Regions from separate parts of the Homo sapiens genome. Here all the other regions are linked to region 2. A link is an interaction called in ENCODE POLR2A ChIA-PET data of the cell type or tissue named here. Cell type or tissue: IMR-90. All regions are shown on one strand. Region 1 has its middle 27 kb from the start of CD83. Region 2 has its middle 82 kb from the start of CD83. Region 3 has its middle 38 kb from the start of RNF182.

Region 1 (2,500 bases), 56 kb after region 2:
GAGGCCCTGTGGATCTGGCTCTCTTCGTCACTCCTTTGCCCTTCTGGGGAGCAGGGACAATATCTGGCTGTGTTGGCCCAGTCCCTTTCTGCCTTGCTATGCCACCTAGCAATTTCTGCTCTATTGCTTCCCACCATGCTGGGCTCAAGGGACTTTGAGGTCTTATGGTCTTCGAAGGTTTCACACATGTTCTTGGGTCTTTAAAGCTATTGGGGTTCCTATCAGTCATCCTTTTCTCAGTTGGCTTGGCCCAAGATGGGGTGGAGAGGAGCAGGAGGCAGCGCTTTTTCTGGAACCATATTGCAATGATTAACTCTCTTGATTCTTATCAGTCTCTTCTCTCAATCCGTGGAACTGTTTCTGGGTTCAACTGGGGTGATTTGGCTTTATGGAGTGTTCCCAAATGTGTGGTTTATGAGATAATTTTATGTCCTGATACCTTCATATTTATCGCAGGTGAGAAAGTTCATTTTGAGGCAGATGAAGTCACTCTCCAACCTTGACTTAGTGAAGAAGTGGAAAAAGGAGAATTTGTAGGATTCAAAAGCTGAAACTTTCTCCTCTAGGCTAAACTGGCTCTACAAAAAAAGCAAGTTTTAAGCAGAAAAGGGCAAAATAGGGATAGTTTTAGTTCGAGCTGCTATAACAGAAATACTAGAGACTGGGTGGCTTATAAATGACATCGTTGCTCACAGTTCTGGAGGCTGGGAAGTCCAAGATCAAGGTGCTGGCAAATTCAGTACCCGGTGAGGACCTTCTTCCAGGTTTATAGATGGCATCCTCTCACTATGTCCTCACATGGTAGAAGCAGCAAGAGTGTGCTCTCTGGCCTCTTTTAGAAGGGTATTGATCTCATTCATGAGGGCTTCCCCTTCATGACCTAATCGCTTCCCAAAGGCCCCACCTCCTAATACATATTGATACATGAATTTGGTGGCAAGGGGAGAGACACAAACTTTCAGTCCCTAACAGGGATCTTCTGGCATCTCAACCCTAGTAGGAAGATTGCAGTAACTTGTGTGGGACCAAATCGAGAATTTCTAACAGGATCTTCTGTTGGGTGTTGGGGAGATGGCCTCAGTTTGGGGGGCAAAGTGGAGATTGAGCATATTCAGCTCTTGTTTTTAAGACTACAGAACACATTCCAGATAGAGAGAGTTTGAGACAAAATCCACACCCACCCCGCTCCCAAAACTGGATCCACAGAGGTCCAACACAGTGGTGAGAGGCTACGCTGAACTCACTGACTGTGCAGCCTTGGAGTTTGGGAAACAGACTTAGGTTTCTGTGTGCCTAGAAAGCATGTATAAACAGTACGACCCCTCTCAGTTTCTGAAAAGATCTGATACATGTCAAACACCCATTCCATCATCTCTGGTCCTGCCTTAAGTAGTGCTTCTTCAATTTCAAGAGATGTTACTCCATAGCCGAGCATTGACTGGGTAATAAACTTTTGTGACTTGTAATAAAAGGTGTGTTCACACACACACACATGCAGGCGCACACACACGTTGTCTACATAAATGATTGACTTGGGCAAGGCATCTCATTCTCTTTATTTTCTGTTGGAACCACATAATTTTCTTTTCTCTCACTCTTGGTTTCTCTCTCATGTGTCATGCATTGTGGTGTTATAACTAAGTACTATTCTTGCTATTATCACCAAGGAATAGGGAATAGAAAATCAGGCTTTTTTTTTTTTTTGGTATAACTGTTCTCCTTTTTTCAGCCTCAATGCATTTTGAAAGAAGTTGGAAGTTAGAACACTTTCTGAAGTATGACTGTTTGCTTGTTACTTAGCTTGTCTGATCCTTGTAAAATAGGAATAATGGGAATATTGACTGGGGAGAAAAAGGGGAGATGCAAATCTGCACACGTGACATCATCCTATTTATGTTAAAATATATACATAGAGACTTACTAGCATAAAATATGCCAAGATATTCATGGTGGTTATCTCTGGGCTGTGAGATGATGGACAAATCTGAATTTCTTCCTTATATCACCCAGTTTGATTGCTCTTTTCACTAAATTTGTTCCCAAATGACTTTTTCTGTTTCCAAAATCGTATTCATTCCCAAAGGACAAAGAGTTGCTGCCTTTAATAATATATTTTTTTAAATGGCTTTGAAGGAAATCATAAAAAGATTTTCAGCACAGTTTTGACCACTGGCAATTCTTTGGAATAAATGAATAAGGTGGCTGATTTGAAGGAACAAGATTCACTTTGACGTATAATTTCTGGAATATTGCAAAATCAGTTGTGGTGCTTTGATAGCTATGCCCATACTTGGAAGGAAAGCAGGCTTATCCCATTGTTCTTTTGGTGTTTTTTTGAACTCCAGATCAATATAACATGCGATTGTAGTAATCTGACCAGTCATCTGGAAAGTTCCAGTATATGAAAAGTAGATTTGTATTTAAAAAAAAAAAAACACCCTTTCATTGAATGCTTTAATATAAAACAAACCTTCCTGACTTGTTTTATAAAAAGAGGAAC
Region 2 (2,500 bases):
GAGAGGAACAACAGCAAGGTGCCTGTGGGCACCTCCATTTCAGGGAGGTTCCTCTTCACCTGCAATGTGGGGCCATGGGTGCTTTTCAAGTGCATATAAGAAGACTTGGAGTCCACCCTGGAGAGTGCTTCTCTGGCTGAACTCCCAATCTAGTCTGCGTGAAGGAAGGCAGATTTCTTCTGATAACAATACTTTGACCCAAATCTCTGCCAAACAGTGACCTGGGGCTATGACGCTACGTCTAGTCAGATTCCCTCTTCAATACGAATGGTACCATGTTCCAATCATTCCTTCTGGAGTCGGAACAGAGGAATATTTTGTTCGTTGTCCTGTTGGAGACAAGTGGGAAGTCATCTGGCGAGGAGGGAGAAGGTGAGAGGGTGAGAGTTTGAGGCAGAGGAAGGGGCAGGAGCCCATATTGGGAACTGCAAGCGGTAACGCTTAGCTGGTTGTAGCATGCATGGGGGCGTTCGGGAGAAGGGGCAATGGAGAAAGCCGAGGCTGGGTGAACAAGCAAGAAACCAGTTATGTGGGGTTTTGATGGTCATGCCAGGGATTCTGAGTTTTGTTCTAAAGGCAATGGGAACTTCAGCTATATTAGGGGTTTTAAACAGGGATGACATGAGCAGCTTTATGTTTTAGAACAAGTACTCTGCCCCCTGAAGCGTTGGTGCCTCTCTCGAGGCAGGGAGGCCAGGTATGAGGCTGCGGCAGAAGACCAGGGAGCGGTCATGAGGCAGTGAGATTAAGAAAGTGGGATGCCTTGGAGAGAGAGCCAGGAGGTGAGGTCAACAGAGTGGCAATGTTGTGTAGTAGGAGGTAGGAGTGAGAGGAGCCTGGCTTGGGGAAATGGGTGGATGGTGGTGGCATTCCTTGGGGTAGGGAACACAGCACGGGCACATGGTGTGTGTGGAGGTGCACAGTATGATCTGGTTCCTGTTGGGGTCCCCCACCCTGCTAAGAATGGTCCTGGACCCCCCACTTCACTGGATAGCCCTCTGTCCCTCGCTTGTCCTCATTTCACTAGGGAATAGCACAGTTGTAGAATAATTCTCAGGAGTGGCTTGTCCCTCCTTCCTCAGCTAGGGCCCAATGGATACACCCACCTCGAGGCCGGATCGTCGTAGTGTTGCAACGGCACTCCCTGTCTTGGGATGCCCTTTGGGTAAGACAGCTCCTGCAAGGTGTGGTGTCTATACACGTTGGAATAAAAAGTACCTTTGAGGTCTGTATATTGGATGTTCTACCCTGGTGTAGCTCCATTTGGTCTGCCACTTGGGGAAATTGGGTCCGATCAGAGGTCTAATTTTATCAGACGTACAAAGCTCTTATTTAGCTTTTTCTTTGTTACCTTTGCTTATTTATTTAGCACACTCAAAGTTTAAAAACGTAATAGACTGAAGAAAAATCACCTATGGCAGGGGTTGGCTAAATATCAATCCTGTTTTCTCTTCCAGGCACCCTGGGAGATTGCATTTCCCAAATTCCATTCTACTTAGGCTGGGGCCAGATGACTGGGTTTTCGCCAGTGGAATGTGGCTGGGAGAGATTCAAGCTGCTTCTGGGCCTGGCATAAAAACCCGACATGCTCCTTCTTCCCCTTCTGTGACAACGTGGAAGTCCACGTGTTTAAGATGGTGGCAGCATAAGATGGAAGGAACTTAGATTCCTGAGTCACCTCCTGGAAGTGAGCTACCAAACTGCTTTCCATGTGATTTGAGTAAGGAATAGGCCTATATTGTACCAAGCCACTGAGATTTGGGGGTTGTTGTTGCAGTTATTTATCCTAACATACTAATACAGCAGTAGATCAAGGTATTCTTCTATGACAGTAAGACCTCTCTTCTGCTGATTTTCTGTATTAAAACTTGCCTGCTGGGTCATGGGCTCATGAGAGGACAGACAGGACATCGTACAACTTCTCTAGCTAAGCTCATCAGCCTCTCATTGTACTACTTTGAAAACAGAATGCACATATTTTAATGTGTATATGCACACAGACATATTTCTAAAGCTAATTCTTGAAGTATGCACTGGCTGACAAGTACATGCTTCGAAGGAATTTGTAAATACTAGACCACAGTCAAGAAAAACAGAGTTCAAAAAATCTGTGTGCTTCCAGACAGGATTTTTTTTCAGAATTGGAAGTATAATGACGACCCCTCATGGGGCATACCCTGAAACCAACCCTCATCTCAGTACTTCTCTTTTGGAGGGAGCGACTTCTGTTGTACCTTAAATATTCTCCCCTGTCACCATCATCACGGGGACAGCTTGGCATATCTTTCCCTCCCTGCTCAAGGGTCAGCATGTAAGCAGTGGGGACTCAAGGTTAAGATGACCAGAGACAAAAGCGAGGAATCAGAACCATTGTGTATGTAAACAGAAGACTGAAGTTACAATACTTGACGATTTTTCTCTTCTCTAAGGGAGGGAAGTTAATTTTGTCCCCACTGAAGGGTTTTTACGTGATGTATCATCAGCGGAGTGAAGGGTGGGG
Region 3 (2,500 bases), 150 kb before region 2:
ACGTCATTTTTTCCCCCATCCTTATGCAGAAGAGTATGTTCAGCTTTTGGAAACAATACTTACTAGTTTTATAATTTTGCTAGTTCTTTTCTCCTCTTAATTGCTCTTTGGATTTTCTCCAAAATGTTAGCATTTATTTGCAATTAAAAGGTGCCAAAAACATGGCCACATTTCTTCCCCTATCTTGGAGCTAAGCTAACTTGTTTCCTAATTCAGCAAGGTCTCATCTAACTCTGAATATAGCCAGTTGAGCTGTAAAACAAACAAAGAATCAAATTTCGAGCTCCAAGAAGGGCATTTTTATAAGAAATATAATATATTTTGAAAAATTTCAGAGACAGAATCTCACTCTGTTGCCTAGGCTGAGTGCAGTGGCACAATCTTGGCTCACTGCAGCCTTGAACTCCTGGGCTCATGCCATCCTCCCACTTCAGCCTCCTGAGTAGCTGGGATTATAAGTGTATACCACAATGCCCAGCTATTTTTTTAAATTAAAAAACAAATTTTTTTAGTAAAATTTTTTTAAATTTGTTTTTGTAGAAATGGGGTCTTGCTATGTTGCCCAGGCTTGTCTTGAACTCCTGGGCTCAAGTGATCCTCCTGCCTTGGCCTCCCAAAATGTTGGCATTACTTACAGGTGTGAGCTACCATACCTGGCCTGGTACATTTTTAAATTGGGACCCACAGTCCTTTCTCTAACACAATGGCTCTCAAACTTTAGAATAAGCTGGAAAGCTTACTAAAAAAGGTGTAAGCCTAGGCCTGTCTCATACCAAATTAGAATCTTCAGGAAGTAGGGTCGAGGCAAGTCTGGGAATCACTACCACAACATGTAAATAGCTGAGGATTAAGGGCCTGTTGAGGATTAAGGGCCTATTGCTACAGAGTGGTAATCTTGAGATTGATTTTGTCGCAATTTGAATGATTTTATTCATTTCAATAAGGGAAAGAAAGAAGGGGACTAGAAATTAGTGAGTACAAACTTCAAGGCCTTTGCACCTGCTGTTTTTGCTACCTGGGATGCTCTTTCTCCACATGTCAATTTCCTGTCTCCTCCTCAGCAGTTAGTGTCAGCTAGAATGTGCTCTCATCAGAGAACTGTTCCACGATAGTCTTTTATTTTTTTTTTTTTTTTGAGATGGAGTCTTGCTCTGTCATCCAGGCTGTGGTGCTATCTTGGCCCACTGCAACCTCCACCTCCCAGGTTCAAGTGATTCTCAGCCTCCCCGGTAGCTGGGATTACAGGTGCATGCCACCACTCCCGGCTAATTTTTGTATTTTTAGTAGAGATGGGGTTTCACCATGTTGGTCAGGCTGTTCTCAAACTCCTAACCTCAAGTGATCCGCCCACCTTGGCCTCCCAAAGAGCTAGAATTACAGGCATTCTTATCTAAAGAAGTATTTCCTCTTCTCACTCCCACTTTCTATTATTTCAGCCTGTTTTATTGCCTTTATAATACTTACAAATCATTGTCTGAAGTTATCTTGTTTATAGCTTTATAGTTTATTGTCCTCTTCCCCTATTGGAATGTACTTCCTAAATCCTCAAGCCTAGGACAGTACCTGGCACATAATAGGTGCTTAAAGGTGAATGAATGAATAAATATGCTAGGTATATCTATACATGATTTCACGGAATCCCCACAGCTACCTAGTAAAGTAGACGTTGTTCTGTCTGTTTCATGTTTGAGGAAACTGAGGCTCAGAGAAAGTAAATCACTTAGGCCAGGCACAGTGGCTCATGCCTATAACCCCAGCACTTTGGAAGGCTGAGGCAGGAGGATCATTTGAGGCCAGGAGTTTGAGATCAGTCTGGGCAACGCAGCAAGATCACGTCTCTACAAAAACATACCTAGGCGTGGTGGTGCACACCTGTAGTCCCAGGAGGCTGAGGCGGGAGGATTGCTTGAGCCCAGGAGGTCGAGGCTGCAGTGAGCTTTGATCATGCCACTAGAGATAGGGTGAGACCCAATCTTTAGCCAAAAAAAAAAAAAAGAAAAAAACAAAAGAAAGAAAAAGAAAGAGAGAAAGAAAGAAAAAGATAAGAAAAAAGAAAAGAAAATCACTTGCTCCAAAGTCACTTGGTTAGTGGCTTGTGTTATTGGAATTTGAACCCAGGTCTGCTTGACCTCAGTGTCTGTGTTTCTTCTAGTAGCACATATCAAGCAGTAGGAGATGCTGTGCCCAGTTAACAGAAATGGAAATTATTTCCCTGTCCTCAATGTGCTTGTATCTCAGTGGGATGACAGATTTGCAAACACATATAAGGACAGGCAAAGTTTAAACGTGGTGAGGACAGCTAATGTGGTAATGATGACCCTTTGAGTTGCCCTTTTCTCTGGGAATGGCACCCCCGTCCACCCAGTTTTTCAGATAACTCTTCTCTTTGTTTCATCACAAATGGCCATCCAACCACTAAGTCCTGTTAATTTCTACCTCCTAGTTATGGCTCAAATTGCAAGGGGTGTGGAAATGTATATTCATGGACATCTTCTTCAGA

The links. ChIA-PET counts read pairs that join two places held together with the same protein. Peaks named below come from ENCODE experiments on the same cell type or tissue, not always from the same donor. Only the 100,000 strongest peaks of a DNase experiment are listed, where the experiment ranks them.
Region 1: POLR2A ChIA-PET joins it to region 2 with 5 read pairs; 2 of 35 experiments call an interaction of 5 or more read pairs at or near these places.
Region 3: POLR2A ChIA-PET joins it to region 2 with 7 read pairs; 2 of 35 experiments call an interaction of 5 or more read pairs at or near these places.

Annotation. Positions count from the first base shown.
Region 1 is chr6:14,089,960-14,092,459 of GRCh38, forward strand. No RefSeq gene overlaps it. Among named protein-coding and RNA genes, the nearest start is that of CD83, 27 kb to the right of the region's middle. In IMR-90, no CTCF peak of the experiment used is centred here; no DNase peak of the experiment used is centred here; H3K27me3 peaks cover 393 bases.
Region 2 is chr6:14,034,075-14,036,574 of GRCh38, forward strand. No RefSeq gene overlaps it. Among named protein-coding and RNA genes, the nearest start is that of CD83, 82 kb to the right of the region's middle. RefSeq lists an enhancer at 842-2,041. In IMR-90, no CTCF peak of the experiment used is centred here; a DNase peak (open chromatin) is centred at 1,547; H3K27ac peaks cover 1,573 bases.
Region 3 is chr6:13,885,662-13,888,161 of GRCh38, forward strand. No RefSeq gene overlaps it. Among named protein-coding and RNA genes, the nearest start is that of RNF182, 38 kb to the right of the region's middle. In IMR-90, no CTCF peak of the experiment used is centred here; no DNase peak of the experiment used is centred here.